Regions from separate parts of the Homo sapiens genome. Here region 1 is linked to region 2. The links are chromatin contacts, found by Hi-C or POLR2A ChIA-PET in ENCODE. All regions are on one chromosome and are shown on one strand. Each heading gives the region's core, a stretch centred on a gene start or an enhancer-like site at or near the end of the contact. The rest is flanking DNA. Distances are from core to core; before and after follow the strand shown. Region 1 holds the start of UBE2L3 (ubiquitin conjugating enzyme E2 L3). Region 2 holds the start of PPM1F (protein phosphatase, Mg2+/Mn2+ dependent 1F).

Region 1 (6,945 bases), core at 3,014-5,513, 390 kb after region 2:
ATTCACAAAGCCTCAGTGGATTCAGGACATTTACACTGGCATAACATCACATATAAAACTCCCCTCACCTCCTGAAACATGTGACATACTCATTGCTCTATCTCCTTAATCACCCAACCTCAGAATCTAAACCTATACTCAAAAGCAAACTACCTCACTGCTTAATACAACGAAACCCAAGGAATGAACTTTTAGAGGTTCCTCCTACTATGACTATGAACTGGGAGAAAATATAACAATATGAAGTTCTGAGTGAACATTTTTAAATAGCATTAGGCTGGGCGCAGTGGCTCACACCTGTAATCCCAGCACTTCGGGAGGCCTCGGCGGGCAGATCACCTGAGGTTAGGAGTTAGAGACCAGCATGGCAAACATGGTGAAACCTCCTTTCTAATACAAAATTAGCAGGGAGTGGTGGTGCACACCTATAGTATCAGCTACTTGGGAGGCTGAGGCAGGAGAATCGCTTGAACCTGGGAGGCAGAGGTTGTAGTGCACAGAGATCGTGCCATCGCGCTGAAGCCTGGGCAACAAGAGTGAAACTCCTTAACTCAACAGTTATGTCATGATAAGTAATAAGACATTACACACACACCCCTCTAAATCCACAGATTTCCCCTCTGAGAAAAGCCCTTCTGGGAAGCTACTCAACAGGAGGGCCCTTAGGGGAAATGTGTGCAGTGTGAAGCTGCAAAGAAATGATCAGATGGCAATCAGTTGCCTAAGCCACACATAAAGGTTTCACTTTTGGCTTTTGCAGCAATTTCCCCATCCTGATTGAAGCAATGGTTACAATCTGGTTGTAGCCAACAATGCTAAATTAGCTGCTTGCAAATTAAAATGTACTTAATGTTTTATTAACACTGTAATTCCTAAAAAGGCTTCTAAAAGAGGTTAAGCCTCCTGGCAAGTGCTTTTGAAATAAAAGACTTTATCATACTCACTTTGCCTAAAATAACTTCTCAGTGTAGTATATGTAAATCACTCTACTTTTAATAATGTGTTTTACACTATCTGCAGACAGTCCATTGTTACAAAGAAATCTTTGCTGTGGAATGTCCTAGAAAACATTTTTAACAGAAATCTAAAGTTCTTTAAGATGTAATTAATTTGATCATTCAACATTTGCTAGATTGCTATGCCTAAGGCACTGTTCCATGCACTAAGCCCCAACTTTTCACCAACGAAAATCACTTTATTACCACCCTATGTACTGAAAAGACTGTTTATCAACTTGTATCAATAATTTTTCTTCCTTTAAAAGAAAAAAAAAACAGTCTTAAACATTGATTCTCACAGCCAATGATCAGCATTACATAACTGGTGTTCCCCTAGTGAACTGAAAGCCTTTCCATCCTCAACTTAAGAAACAACACACCGCTCCATGCAGCCTTTGAGTAAGAAAGACAGCCTGACAAGAGGCATGGAATTTGGATCCTGGAGCCAGGAAGAGTCAGCGTCTTCTCTCTCCCCACCACGTTCCACAATTCTACCTTAGGTAACTCCCTTAACCTACTTAACCTCACAATGTCCTCATTTATAAAAAATACAAATGACAATACACTAACTTTGAGTGTTGAAAAGATGACTTACGTAAATAACCTAATACTTAATAAATACTCAGTTAATGTTACAATTTTTTTCCAAGGTCTGTTTTTTTTTAGAAACAGAGTAATAATTTTAAAACCATAATAAGTCCCCTCTTAGACCCCTGAGAGCCTGGAGATTCCAAACTGGGTCAACTGGGATAGGCTAGGGGGCTACCAGGATGAATTAGGTCAAGATCCCTGCCCTTCGGGATCTCAGAACCCAGTACAGGAAAGACAAGTCTGTAACACAAAGAGATTGTGACAAGTGCTCAAAGAGAAATATAAAGAAAGCGCTGTGGTCACACAAAGGAGGAAACAACACATTCTGAAGGGGGATGTGGGAGCACGGGCTCACAGAGTAGTTGGCACTGGAGTTGAACCTGGGACTTCTCTGGAAGGGAGAAGTGAGGAGAAGGCAGCTTTTCTTGGGTAGAGCAAACAACACGTGCAAAGGGACATCAGACAGCAAGTAAGAGCAGGAGACTTTGCTTTGGAGAAAGAACCGAATTCGATCACAACTCACTCTCCCTAGCTAGGTAACCCTGGGCAAGCCAAAGAATCTTTTCTCATCGACAAAATGGAAATCACAATGTCTACTTCACAGGAAGGATTAAACATGATCATGCATATAAAGCACGAAGTAAAAGCTGGAAAAATAGTAGCTACTGTGATTAGGTGCAAGAACTGTGGGAAACCAAAGGGCAGGAGGTGAGGCTCAAGGGATTGCTTTCAGCCAGTCTCAGAAAGGTCCTGCATGCCAAGTAAGAGGTTAGGATTAACTGCTGAGGACAATAACACCATAGAGGTTTTTAACAGGAGTGAAAGAATTGAGTTATCTGCTTTAAAAGAACTCTGGTGTCCGTCAGGGGTAGTCTGGGGAGGAGAGCACTTGGGAGGGCACCTGAGAGATGAGGATATAGATTCAGAGTAATTTCAGTAACATTAGAAAGCAAGGCATGCACTCCAGAAATCTTTTTTTTTTTTTTTTTTTTGACATGGAGTCTCACTCTGTCGCCCTGGCTGGAGTGCAGTGGTGCAAACTTGGCTCACTGCAACCTCCACCTGCCGGGTTCAAGCGACTCTTCCACCTCAGCCTCCCGGGTAGCTGAGATTACAGGCAAATGCAACCACGCCCAGCTAATTTTTATATTTTTAGTAGAGACAGGGTTTCACCATGTTGGCCAGGCTGGTCTTGAACTCCTGACCTCAAGTGATCCGCCCGCCTCGGCCTCCCAGGAGTGCTGGGATTACAGGCGTGAGCCATCGCGCCCGGCCTGCACTCCAGAAATCTTTCTAAATTTAAATCCACAAGGGTTAATGGACGACTGCACCTGGGAGTAGGGTAGGAAAGAAAGCCATTAACCGACCCCTTATCTGGTGAATGGTGGTGTCACTAGCTTAAGAGATGAGGAGAGGTCTGAAGTCCTCTGACTGTTCTTTTGTGCCCACTTCCACTCCAGTTTTATAAAGTTAATGTCCTCTCTAGCCCTTAGGGAACAAAAGAAAGGAAACGTTCCCAGGGACGGAGGGAATGCTCAGAGACTGTGGCTCCAAGTTCAATGTCTAGCTCTACCAAGCACTGCTCCGCCTAGAACGAACCCCAGCTCTTTATCTCCCCTCAGGAAACTGGCTCCTGGGCCTTTTTTTAATTTCCGGCCCGTTGCAGGCCGGCAGCACTACCCAGCCGCCGACTCACAGATGCTGGCGGGGTGGGCTACAGAGGACCTTGGCAAATCCACTGGCAAAAGTACTAAGCCAATTTAGCATGTGTTCCTCACCAAAAGGTGCCAATTAGCGAGAAAGCACCCTGCTGCATTCAAGATCCAAAGTACCAAATTATTATTATAAACTTTGGCCCGTTTTGATTCGAACGACTGAAATCAACCGTTATCCCCCCAAAAATGGCACTTTATCAGGGAGGGGAGATCGGGATGACTGAGTGGAGGAGAGGGAAGCAGAACCGCGCCGCGATCGGGGCCGACCTCAGGCCTTCCTGGAGTTGGAACTTACCCGCTGTGTGACTCTGCAGTCACAAGGCGACAGTTTGCTAGGACCCAGCGCAATTCCAAACGACCCACCAACAAACTGACCTAACTTTGGCCGCCTGGCCTCCTTCTCTCTTTCCTAGCCCGAACCTCCCAGACTCCCGAGCTGCGGCCGGGCCAAGCGGAGCTGCAAGCCCGGCGCGCTGCGGCCCAGGGCGGGGCGGTTCCGCGGCGCGGGCTCCGGGCAGGGGCTCCGGCGCTCGGGCCTTCCCCGAAGGCGCCCGGTTTGGAGCCTCCCAACCGGGCTCTCACATTAACGACGCCCTCAGATCGGACCGCGGCCTCCGCGACAGGGGGACGCGGCCAAGCTCCGGGCGGAGAGTGGCGTGAACGCCCCGGGCCGGGCTGAGGGGCCGACAGCGGCTCCCAGCGCGGCCTTGCGCTCCCGCCCAGGCTGCGGCCTAGGCCAGCCCCGTTAGCACCTTGAGCCTGCGCGCGGCCCAGGGAACCGACGAGGCCGTGTAGGGCAGGAAGCCAGACGGCAGCGCCCTGAGAAGCCGCCGCCTGCCTCGGGGATCCGGAGCCTAGGACGCCGCCCCACGCCCGGCCGCTGCCAGAGAATGGCTTTTACCTTCATCAGCCTCCTGCTGGCCGCCATCTTGGATTTGGTGCTGCTCCTTCCCCAGAATGCATCGCGGCCGGCCGGGCGGCTGGAGCCCCCGCACTTCCTGGAGCGGGGGAGGGGCCGCGGGGCGGGGCACAGGAGCAGAGCGGAGCACCTACTGTGTGCTTCCCACTGTGCTGGGGGGCGCGTGGAGGAACGCAAGTGAACCGCACAGACTGGGCCTCAGCGTTTACGGATCGTCCAATCAGATGGCAGTTACAACCAGTGCCTGGCACATAGTAGGAGCATAATAAATACTGATTGCATAAAATAGTTGACCAGGCGCGGGGGCTCACGCCTGTAATCCCAGCACTTTGGGAGACCGAGGCGGGTGGATCACGCGGTCACGAGTTCGAGACCAGCCTGGCCAACGTGGTGAAACTCGGTCTCTACTAAAAATACAAAAAATTAGCCAGGCGTGGTGGCGGGCGCCTGTAATCTCTGCTACTCAGGAGGCTGAGGCAGGAGAATCGCTTGAACCCGGGAGGCAGAGGTTGCAGTGAGCCGAGATCTTGCCACTACACTCCAGCCTGGGTGACAGAGGAAGACTCCGTCTTGGGGGAAAAAAAAAAAGTTGAATAACCAAGGTTACTTCACACTGCCAAGCTCTGTGAAGAAAACTGGGTGATAGGAAAGTGACTGTGGGGACATACTTTGAGAGGTCAAGGAAGCCAAATTGAGGAAATGGCCCTACTAAGTGCCAGACCTCTCTCTAGTGCTTTATTTTCTTTAACCCTTGAAACCATCCTCTGGGATACGTTAGCATTAACATCCTCATTTCACAATAAACAGAAGCACAGAAGAAGCCAGTGACTTGCCCAAGGTCACACGGCCAGCTAGGAGCAGAGCCAGGCTCCTGTCACAGGTGGGCTGCTGGCTCCAAAGCCAATGCTGGGACCTGGAAAATGGGAAGGAACAGCTGGGAGGACTGGAGGAGAATGTTTCAAGCAGAGGAAGCAGCACTGGCGAAGACCATGAGGCTGTCTCAGTGTCCAGAATGGAGTAAAAGGATTATAGGGTGGGAGGGAGGCAGGGGACAGACCATGGAGGGTCTTGTAGAAAGGGGAGGAGTTGGTTTCTATTCCATGTGCTGTGAGAGGTCTTTGATAGATATGAGTATTGACTCCATGGTCAGATGATTTTTTTTTTTTTTGAGACAGAGTCTTGATCTGTCACCCAGGCTGGAGTACAGTGGCACGATAACAGCTCACTGCCGCCTCGACCTCCTAGGCTCAAGGGATCCTCCTGCTTCGCCTCCCAATTAACTGGGACTACAGGCACGTTCCACCACACCCTCCTAAGTTTTTTTTTATTTTTTGTAGAAATGAAGTCTCACTGTCTTGCCCAGGCTGGTCTCAAACTCCTGAGCTCAAGCAGTCCTCCCGCCGCAACCTCCCAAAGTGGTGGGATTACAGGCATGAGCCACCACACCTGGGCTGAGACGCATGTTTTAAAGAGTACTTTGGGGCTTGGCACAGTGGCTGATGCCTGTAATCCCAGCACTTTGGGAGGCTGAGGGGGGTGGATCACTTGAGGTCAGGAGTTTGAGACCACCCTGACCAACATGGTGAAACTCCGTCTCTACTAAAAATACAAAAATTAGCCAGGTGTGGTGGTGGGCGAACGTAATCCCAGCTACTCTGGATGCTGAGGCAGGAGAATCGCTTGAACCTGGGAGGCAGAGGTTGCAGTGAGCCAAGTCCGCGCCACTGCACTCCAGCCTGGGCGACAGAGTGAGACTCCATCTTAAAAAAAAAAAAAAAAAAAGGAGTACTCTGATTGGAAAATGGGGAATGGAGGTGGGTAAGAGGATAAGAAGGGGAGCAGGGGCCACTTGGAAACCGGTTGCAATCATTCAGGCAAAGAGGTGACAGTGGTTTGGACCTCAGGTAGCAATGCAGAGAGAAGAACATAGCTTCAGAATATACTCAGACCTTCTTAAGGAGTTTTTCTCTTTTTTTTTTTTTTTTTTTTTTTTTTTTTTGAGACACAGTTTCACTCTGTCACCCAGGGTGGAGTGCAAAATGGCATGATCTCAGCTCACTGTAACCTCTGCCTCCCGGGTTCAAGTGATTCTCCTGCCTCAGCCTCCTGAGTAGCATAGATTACAGGCACCTGCCACCATGCCCAGCTAATTTTTGTATTTTTAGTAGAGACAGGGTTTTAGCATTTTTGGCCAGGATGGTCTTGAACTCCTGACCTCAAGTGATCCACCCACCTTGGCCTCCCAAAGTGCTGGGATTATAGGTGTGAGTCACTGGGCCTGGACATTTTTCTCCATTTCTAAGAACAGTGGGTTTCTCCTGAAAGGAGAGAAGGAAAGGGAACTGGAAATAATATATCCTGGGGCCGGGTGTGGTGGTTCACACCTGTAATCCCAGCACTTTGGGAAGCCGAGGTGGGTGGATCACGAGGTCAGGAGATTGAGACCATCCTGGCTAACACGGTGAAACCCCATCTCTACTAAAAATACAAAAAATTAGCCGGGCGTGGTGGCGGGCGCCTGTATTCCCAGCTACTCGGGAGGCTGAGGCAGGAGAATGGCGTGAACCCGGGAGGCGGAGCTTGCCGTGAGTGGAGATAGCTCCACAGCACTCCAGCCTGGGTAACACAGCAAGACTCAGTCTCAAAAATATATATATATAGATATATATATCCTGGAATAAGGCTGGCCTCACACTCATCTTGGGAGCCCAGGCTTGACACG
Region 2 (6,780 bases), core at 494-2,993:
CAGTCACCCAGCTGCTAGTTCTCCAGGTTCCTGGTCTCACTCCAGGTTCCTCCTGTTAGAGAAGCATCCCAGAGACATTCATTCCTGGCAAGGACACAGGCCTGCGGACCTGAAGGTCAGGTGGGCAGAGCCACATAAGATCTGGTGCCCCATCCTCCATTTAAAAAATTATACTTTCCAACGGCATTGGTATAAAGGTGAATATATTAATATCATATATTAAAACATTTTCTTTGACATAAAGGTTTCTTTCTTCTGCCTTTAAAATAAAATATTTTGGCCAGGTGTAATGGTTCACACCTATAATCCCAGCACTTGGGAAGGCTGAGGCAGGAGGATCACTTGAGCCCAAGAGTTCAAGACCAGCCTGGGCAACATAGAGACCCTGTCTCTACAAATTTTTTTTAATCAGCTGGGCGTGGTGGTGCTTGCCTGTGTTCCCAGACACTAGGAAGGCTGAGGCAGGAGGGGAGGGTCACTTGAGCCCAGGAGTTTGAGGCTGCAGTGAGCTGTGATCATGCCACTGCACTCCAGTGTGGGCACCAGAGAAGGAGCTTGTCTCTAAAAAGAGAGAAAAAGAATATTTTCAAGAGCCTCTGTGTTGGCAGAAAAATGGCCCTTCAGAGATGTTCATGTCCTATACCTGTGCCTGTGTTAGATTACATGGCAGACCCGGCATAGTGGCTCACGCCTGTACTGTAATCCCAGCACTTTGGGAGGCCGAGGCAGGCAGATCATTTGAGGTCAGGAGTTTGAGACCAGCCTGACCAACATGGTGAAACCCCATCTCTACTAAAAATACAAAAAAAATTAGCCGGGCATGGTGGTGCGTGCCTGCAGTCCCAGCTACTCGGGAGGCTGAGGCAGGAAAATCGCTTGAACCAGGGAGGCAGAGGTTGCAGTGAGTCGAGGTCATGCCACTGCAGTACAGCCTGGGTGACAGGGTGAGACTCCGTGTCAAAAAAAAATAATAATAATAATAAGGGGCAAAGGGGAATTAAGGTTGCTAATCAACTGATTTAGAGAGATGATGCTGGACTATCTGGGTGGGCCCAATGGCATCAGGAGGGTCTTTAGAAGTAGCAGAAGGAAGCAGAGGAGGGAACCAGAGGTGGCAGTGTGAGAAAGGCTCAACTGGCCATTGCTGGCTTCGAGGCTGTAGGAAGGGGCCACGAGCCAAGGTATGCAGGGAGCCCTTAGGAGCTGGAAAAGGCAGGGGAACAGTTTCTCCCCTAGAATCCTCAGAAAGGAACGCATTCTGGCGATCCCTGGATCTTCGCCCACTGAGGCTAAGTGGACTTCTGACCTCCAGAACGGAAAGATAACAAAAGCCTCAACGTTTGTGGAAACAAACAACTCATAATGAGCCTGGGACTGTGCCTCCTTCCCGGACGGATGAGCCTGCCTGGGCAGTCTGGGTTTGCATCCCTGCTCTGTCACTTACCAGCTATTGACGGCAGAAGTTGCTTAATTTCTGGGCGCTGTGACCTAGGGATTGCTTTCCCCATCCAGCCGCCCACCCAAAGCTGCAGAAGAGAAGCAAGAGGCTGGTGACTGGGGCGGCTCCGGAGCCCAGGTGGAGCCGCAGTTCGCCTACCACTAAAGGGCCGCAGTCACCGTCCACGTAGCCGCCAGGGGGCAGCAGAGGTCCGGCCCCGCCAGCCTGGAGGCCCGACTGCGCCTGCGCGGCGCCCGCGGCGCCCGCGGCGGCCAGGGACGGGAAGTGGGCGGGGCCGGCCGGCAGCAGCTTGCGGGACACGGAGCCGCGAGGAGACAGCTGAGGCCCGCGGAGACCAGGGGTGAGGAGGCCGGGGGGGACGGGATTAGAGGGCTGACGGGGCTGGGACGAGGGTCAGGCGAGCGCCCAAGGCGCACAGGGGTGAAATGGGACCGAGGAACCGGAGGGGTGGAATCAGAGGGCTGGGGAGGCAAGGAGGCCGAGACGAGGCTCACATGGGTGCACCGAAAGGGTGCGGGGGTGCAGTGCGGGGGGCCGAGGAGCAAGAGGGGCCGCTGCGGACATGAGGAACCCGAGGCTGGGAGTTGGGGGGCTGGGGAGCCAAGGGGGCAGAACTGGGGGGCAGGCGGGGGTGTGGCCGAGCCGAGGGCCTGGTAGGGACCGAGGGCTATGAGGCAGAATCGGGTGCTGAGGGGGACGCGCCCCATTTTCCGAGATTTGGCCTCTCCCCACCCCCCAGGAGCCTCTGGGCCGGCACGTTGCCCCATATCCCCCCAGTCCCTGCACCTTCAGGGGCCCAGTCTGCCTGATGGCCCCCGGCTCCGCGGCCTCCCAAGCGTCCGTGAAGCGAGCGTCAGCTGCACAAGTGCTCGGGCTGCAGCTGCTTCAGCCACAGGTCTGTGAGCCAGAGCCTCAGGCGCGGAGGCCGGGCACATTGCCGCTGGGTTCGGTCAGGCAAGCCCCTGAACCTGTCTGTACAACAGGAAGAACTGGCTCCGGCTGCAGGGATTTCGGCACAGCGCTTGACACACAGTGAGGCCCACTGCATGGTGGCGGGCTCCTTCGAAGCCTTCCACCCTGCGGGACAGAGTCACACATGTCGTGGTGGCATTCCCCGGGACAAGTTCTCTGGGCCCAGCTGAGCTCTCACCACGGGGGATAGAAAGTGGGGCCGGCCAGCACTCTGAGGCCATCTCCAGTCTCTTCTGTTGTCAAATTTCGCTCTTTTCCTCCTGCACGCGAGGTGGAAATACCAAAGGCATTGGGCATCCAGAGACCTTGATTGAGTTCGCTTTGCCCTTTCACCTGTGTGAGACCTTAAATGGGTGCTTGCCCTCCTATAACCTATTTCTTCATCTGCAGTGTAGCCTGACAGTATGTACTTCTCAGCGTAGTTGTGAGAGGTAAACAAAACGAATGCATTTCTGAAAGCCATGAACCTCTACACAAGTTCATTTGTGGAATTCCTTTAAGATACCCCCTGAAGGCCGGGCGCGGTGGCTCATACCTGTAATCCCAGCACTTTGGGAGGCCGAGGCAGGCATATCACCTGAGGTCAAGAGTTCCAGACCAGCATGGCAAAATCCCATCTCTACTAAAAATACAAAAATTAGCCGCGCGTGGTGGCAGGTGCCTGTAATCCTAGCTACTCAGGAGGCTGAGGCAGGAGAATTGCTTGAACCTGGGAGGCGAAGGTTGCAGTGAGCTGAGATCCCACCATTGCACTCCAGCCTGGGCAACAAGAGCGAAACTCCCTCTCAAAAAAAAAAAAAAAAAAAAAAAGGATACCATCTGACCTGAAGCCAACCGAGTCTTTTAAGACCTGGCGCTGCTGCCCACTGCACCCTTCAGAGTGGTGTAGCTTCCTCAGCCCATGCCACCCGCCAGTCACTCTTCCCTCTGCCATCACACTTACCACCTGCTGTACACAAAGGGCCATCGTGGGCTCCCTGACTACAGGGAGCTTACAGTCTATCAAGAAAGTCAGGCCTGTAGAAAGAAATGGTCATTGCACAGCAATGTGACTATGCTTAATGCCATGGAACTGTACGCTTAGAAATGGTTAAAAGGATACATAGTGTGTATATTTTACAACAATAAAAAAAATTTATATATGTAGAAAAAAAATCTAGGATTTACATCTAACTATTATTAGTATTAGTAGTTATGAATAAAGAAATAAGAATCTCTTTTGGTAGAAAAAGGTTGGCCAGGCGTGGTGTCTCATACCTGTAATCACAGCACTTTGGGAGGCTGAGGCGGGCAGATCACCTGAGGTCAGGAGTTCGAGACCAGCCTGGCCAACATGGTGAAACCCCATCTCTACTAAAAATACAAAAAAATTAGCCAGGCGTGGTTGTGGGTGCCTGTAATCCCAGCTACTAGGGAGGCTTAGGCAGGAGAATCACTTGAACCTGAGAGGCGGAGGTTGCCGTGAGCCAAGATTGCGCCACTGCACTCCGGCCTGGGTGACAGAGCAAGACTCTGTCTCAAAAAAAACAAAAACAAAAAAAAACAGTTAACATGAATGATGCTTTTGTTACACTATAGTGGTGCAGTTCCCTTTTCTAAGGATTGCTGGGTTTTTTTCATTACCTTGGTTCTGCAGTTAAGCAAGACTCAACAAGTATTTTTTCTATGTCCCCTAAAAAACTGCAGTTGTTAAACCCTGCATTCGTTAAGCTTAGGAGTCAAAACTAATGCACTAGAGGAAAATAAATATTTTAAATTAAAAAAAAAAAAACTTTTTACAAGTCAGATGTGAGCAAAAGTGCCATAGAGACATGAAAGAGAGCATGCTGGATCCAAAGATGGGGAGATTTCAGCAAAGCCTCAAAGGATCTGAGAGATCTCGGGAGGCAAAATGGAAGGAGGGCACCACAAAACAAGGAGGGGAGGGGCTGCCCTAGGGTGGGGGGTACACAGAAATGGAAGGAGGAGCCATGAGAGAGCCAAAGCCCAGAGCTGGTGGCCAATGAGGGACAGGTCAGGGATAGAAGGAGTCAGAATGACTTCCCAGGTGTCATCACAGTTAAGGCCCAGGTTCCCCAGCATGAACCCCACCCTGGGACTTTGGGCAAGTTCCTTAGCTCTTCTGCTACAGCCTGCCCTGTGAAGTGGGGATAACCACAAGAGGTTGTTGGGAGGCTAAAAGCCATCCCAGGAAGAGTGCTCAGAGCAGGGGCGGATGGCAGCTGGCAGCACCGTCAGCCACACCCCTGCAGCTGCCCCCCGATGAGTTTGCTTTGCCATTTCTCACCTATGTGGGACCTTAAATAGGTTCTAGGAGGGTGAGCACCCATTTGGTGTGCAGTGGGGCCCTGATCCAGGAGGAACCAGCTGCCAGTCGCATTTGGTCAGACTGGTCCAGGCAGGCGGTGCTGGGATGCAGGAGTCCAATGTCCCTCCCATGCCCACCCCGGGCTCTTGGTGATTTGCACAGGCTCATGCACACGTCCCTCTTATTCGGAGTTTTTCACTGGTGTGCCCTGCTCAGGAAAGCCCAGCACCAGGCTCCGCTGCCTCTGGTGCTCTCCCAGCTCTCCCTACTCCCTGCGGCTTGCCGCTGGCCTCCATGCCATTCCTGATGCTGTCTCTTCCAGTTGATCCCTCAAAGAACCACAGCACTGTCCCCTGCCCCTCCAGGCACTCCCAGGGCTGCCTCTGGTTTCCCTTGGTGAGGAATTTCTCCTTCCTGCCGGGTGTGCCATGGTGTACGTCAGATTCAGGAGCTTATTGGGAAAAGGAAGGAAATGATTCCTGTCCCTTTCGACATCTGGGCTCCAGGGAGAGAAAGCTGTGTCCTGGTTTCTCTCCTCACCCCTTGCCTTAGGTTGGTGATGCAGAAACAAGGGTGCTTGGTCCCCAGCAAGTAAGATGGCCCTGGGCACCCTGCCTTTGTAACAAGAGCAGGCAGTTGGCACAGGCCCTGAGAGTAAGCCAGCCTGTCCCCTCTACAGATGCAGACAGAGCTTCACACACACACATCATCACACCCCCCAGACCTTACTTAGTACACATGGCACAGACACCATTGAGGCATGTGCAGATAGTGGGCACAAGGCACAGAGAGAGCAGGCAGGTGGCCACAGTGAATCAGGGTCTGTAGTGCAGACAGGAGGAGCCACCCTCCCTGAGGGAACAGGCCGATTGTGGGGAGGGGCTCACGGCACAGGAAAGAGTACCCCAAGGTCAGGAGGCAAGAAGGAGGCACCTGCATCCCAAAAGGTCCAGCAGACGTCACCAGCAAATGGGGTGGAAGTGAAGGGTCTTGAATTCTGCCCTTGACAGTGGGGCTTTACACTGTGGGCAGGGGTTTCTCCAGGGGGGCCCTCTGTGTGCTCTAGCGGGGAGCATGCTGTCCTCTCACTTGGATCCTAATCATAAATTCACATGAGCACATTTTGTGGTGAGACAGTAGAGCCTCCAGATCACTTGGAATTGCAAGGGAGTGGGAGGAGGCCCCAGGCACTGGCAGTTGCTGGGGGCAGCTCTGCATCGTTCACATTCTCCCAGAAGCTCCAGGGGCCAGGGCAGTCCCAGGCAGAAGAGGGGCCCTTGGCCGCTTGCACTGCTTGAGGGCAGCCAAGCTTGCTGGGAAATTCACGCCATCTTCGAATGCCTTACAGCTCTGCTGGGGCATGGCTGGCAGGACGTGCCGCCTCCTCATTGACCTACTAGGGCTCCCAGCCTCTGCTCATTTCTCCAGCTCACAGTCTTCCCTTTGTCGTTTGAATGTCAGTGTCCCTCCTGCTCTCAAAGTGATTTTTCCTTTTTTGCTTTATGTTCTTTTTTTTTCTTTTTTGGTAGAGATGGGGGGTGGGGGGGGGGTGGCGATCTCACTGCCCAGGCTGGTCTTGAACTCCTGGCCTCAAGCACTCCTCCTGCCTCACCCTCCCCAAGCGCTGAGATATAGACCTGAGCCACAGCGCCTTGCCAGTTGTTTTATGTTCTTTATCCTTTTACCTGCTTGCCTTCTGTAACCTGGGTTGCATTAAATTTACTCCTACTTGTGAGTAAATGTGAACCATAGCAATAAATTTAGTCTATCCCCAGAACCTTCAGTAGCAAGCACCCCTATTCCTACGTTATTTGTATGTGTCCACTTTAAATAAATTACCTTTCAATTCTGCCTCTAAAAGAAGAGAAGGGTTTTGTGTTTTGTTAATTTACCACCCTTCACCCCTTGCATTCCAAATCCCTCACTGATCAGACATTTAACTTGGTGCTGGGACCTTTCCCTCTGCCCACCCCATTCTCTTTTGTGTTTTTTATCTTTAGGCTTCCAGAAGGCTTGTTCCAAGTTAGCAATTCCTGATAAG

Evidence for each region. A loop is a pair of places that touch in the nucleus more often than their neighbours do. ChIA-PET counts read pairs that join two places held with the same protein, here RNA polymerase II (POLR2A). Pooled maps may share reads with other maps.
Region 1: a loop to region 2 is called in a pooled map, with 7 times the contacts of the local background. The contact joins the promoter of UBE2L3 here to the promoter of PPM1F in region 2. A Hi-C loop is called at or near these places in 4 of 50 pooled maps. POLR2A ChIA-PET finds 5 or more read pairs at or near these places in 4 of 52 experiments (HEK293, MCF 10A, activated CD4-positive, alpha-beta T cell and 1 more).

Annotation. Positions count from the first base shown.
Region 1 is chr22:21,565,032-21,571,976 of GRCh38, reverse strand. UBE2L3 (ubiquitin conjugating enzyme E2 L3) reads right to left here and starts at 4,263. Exons shown (of 4, transcript NM_003347.4): 1 at 4,206-4,263. The coding sequence starts at 4,232. RefSeq lists an enhancer at 1,934-2,003 and silencers at 3,810-3,949, 4,200-4,439, 5,082-5,269.
Region 2 is chr22:21,947,811-21,954,590 of GRCh38, reverse strand. PPM1F (protein phosphatase, Mg2+/Mn2+ dependent 1F) reads left to right here and starts at 1,743. Exons shown (of 8, transcript NM_014634.4): 1 at 1,743-1,799. RefSeq lists a silencer at 1,551-1,960 and enhancers at 1,954-2,474, 2,521-2,590.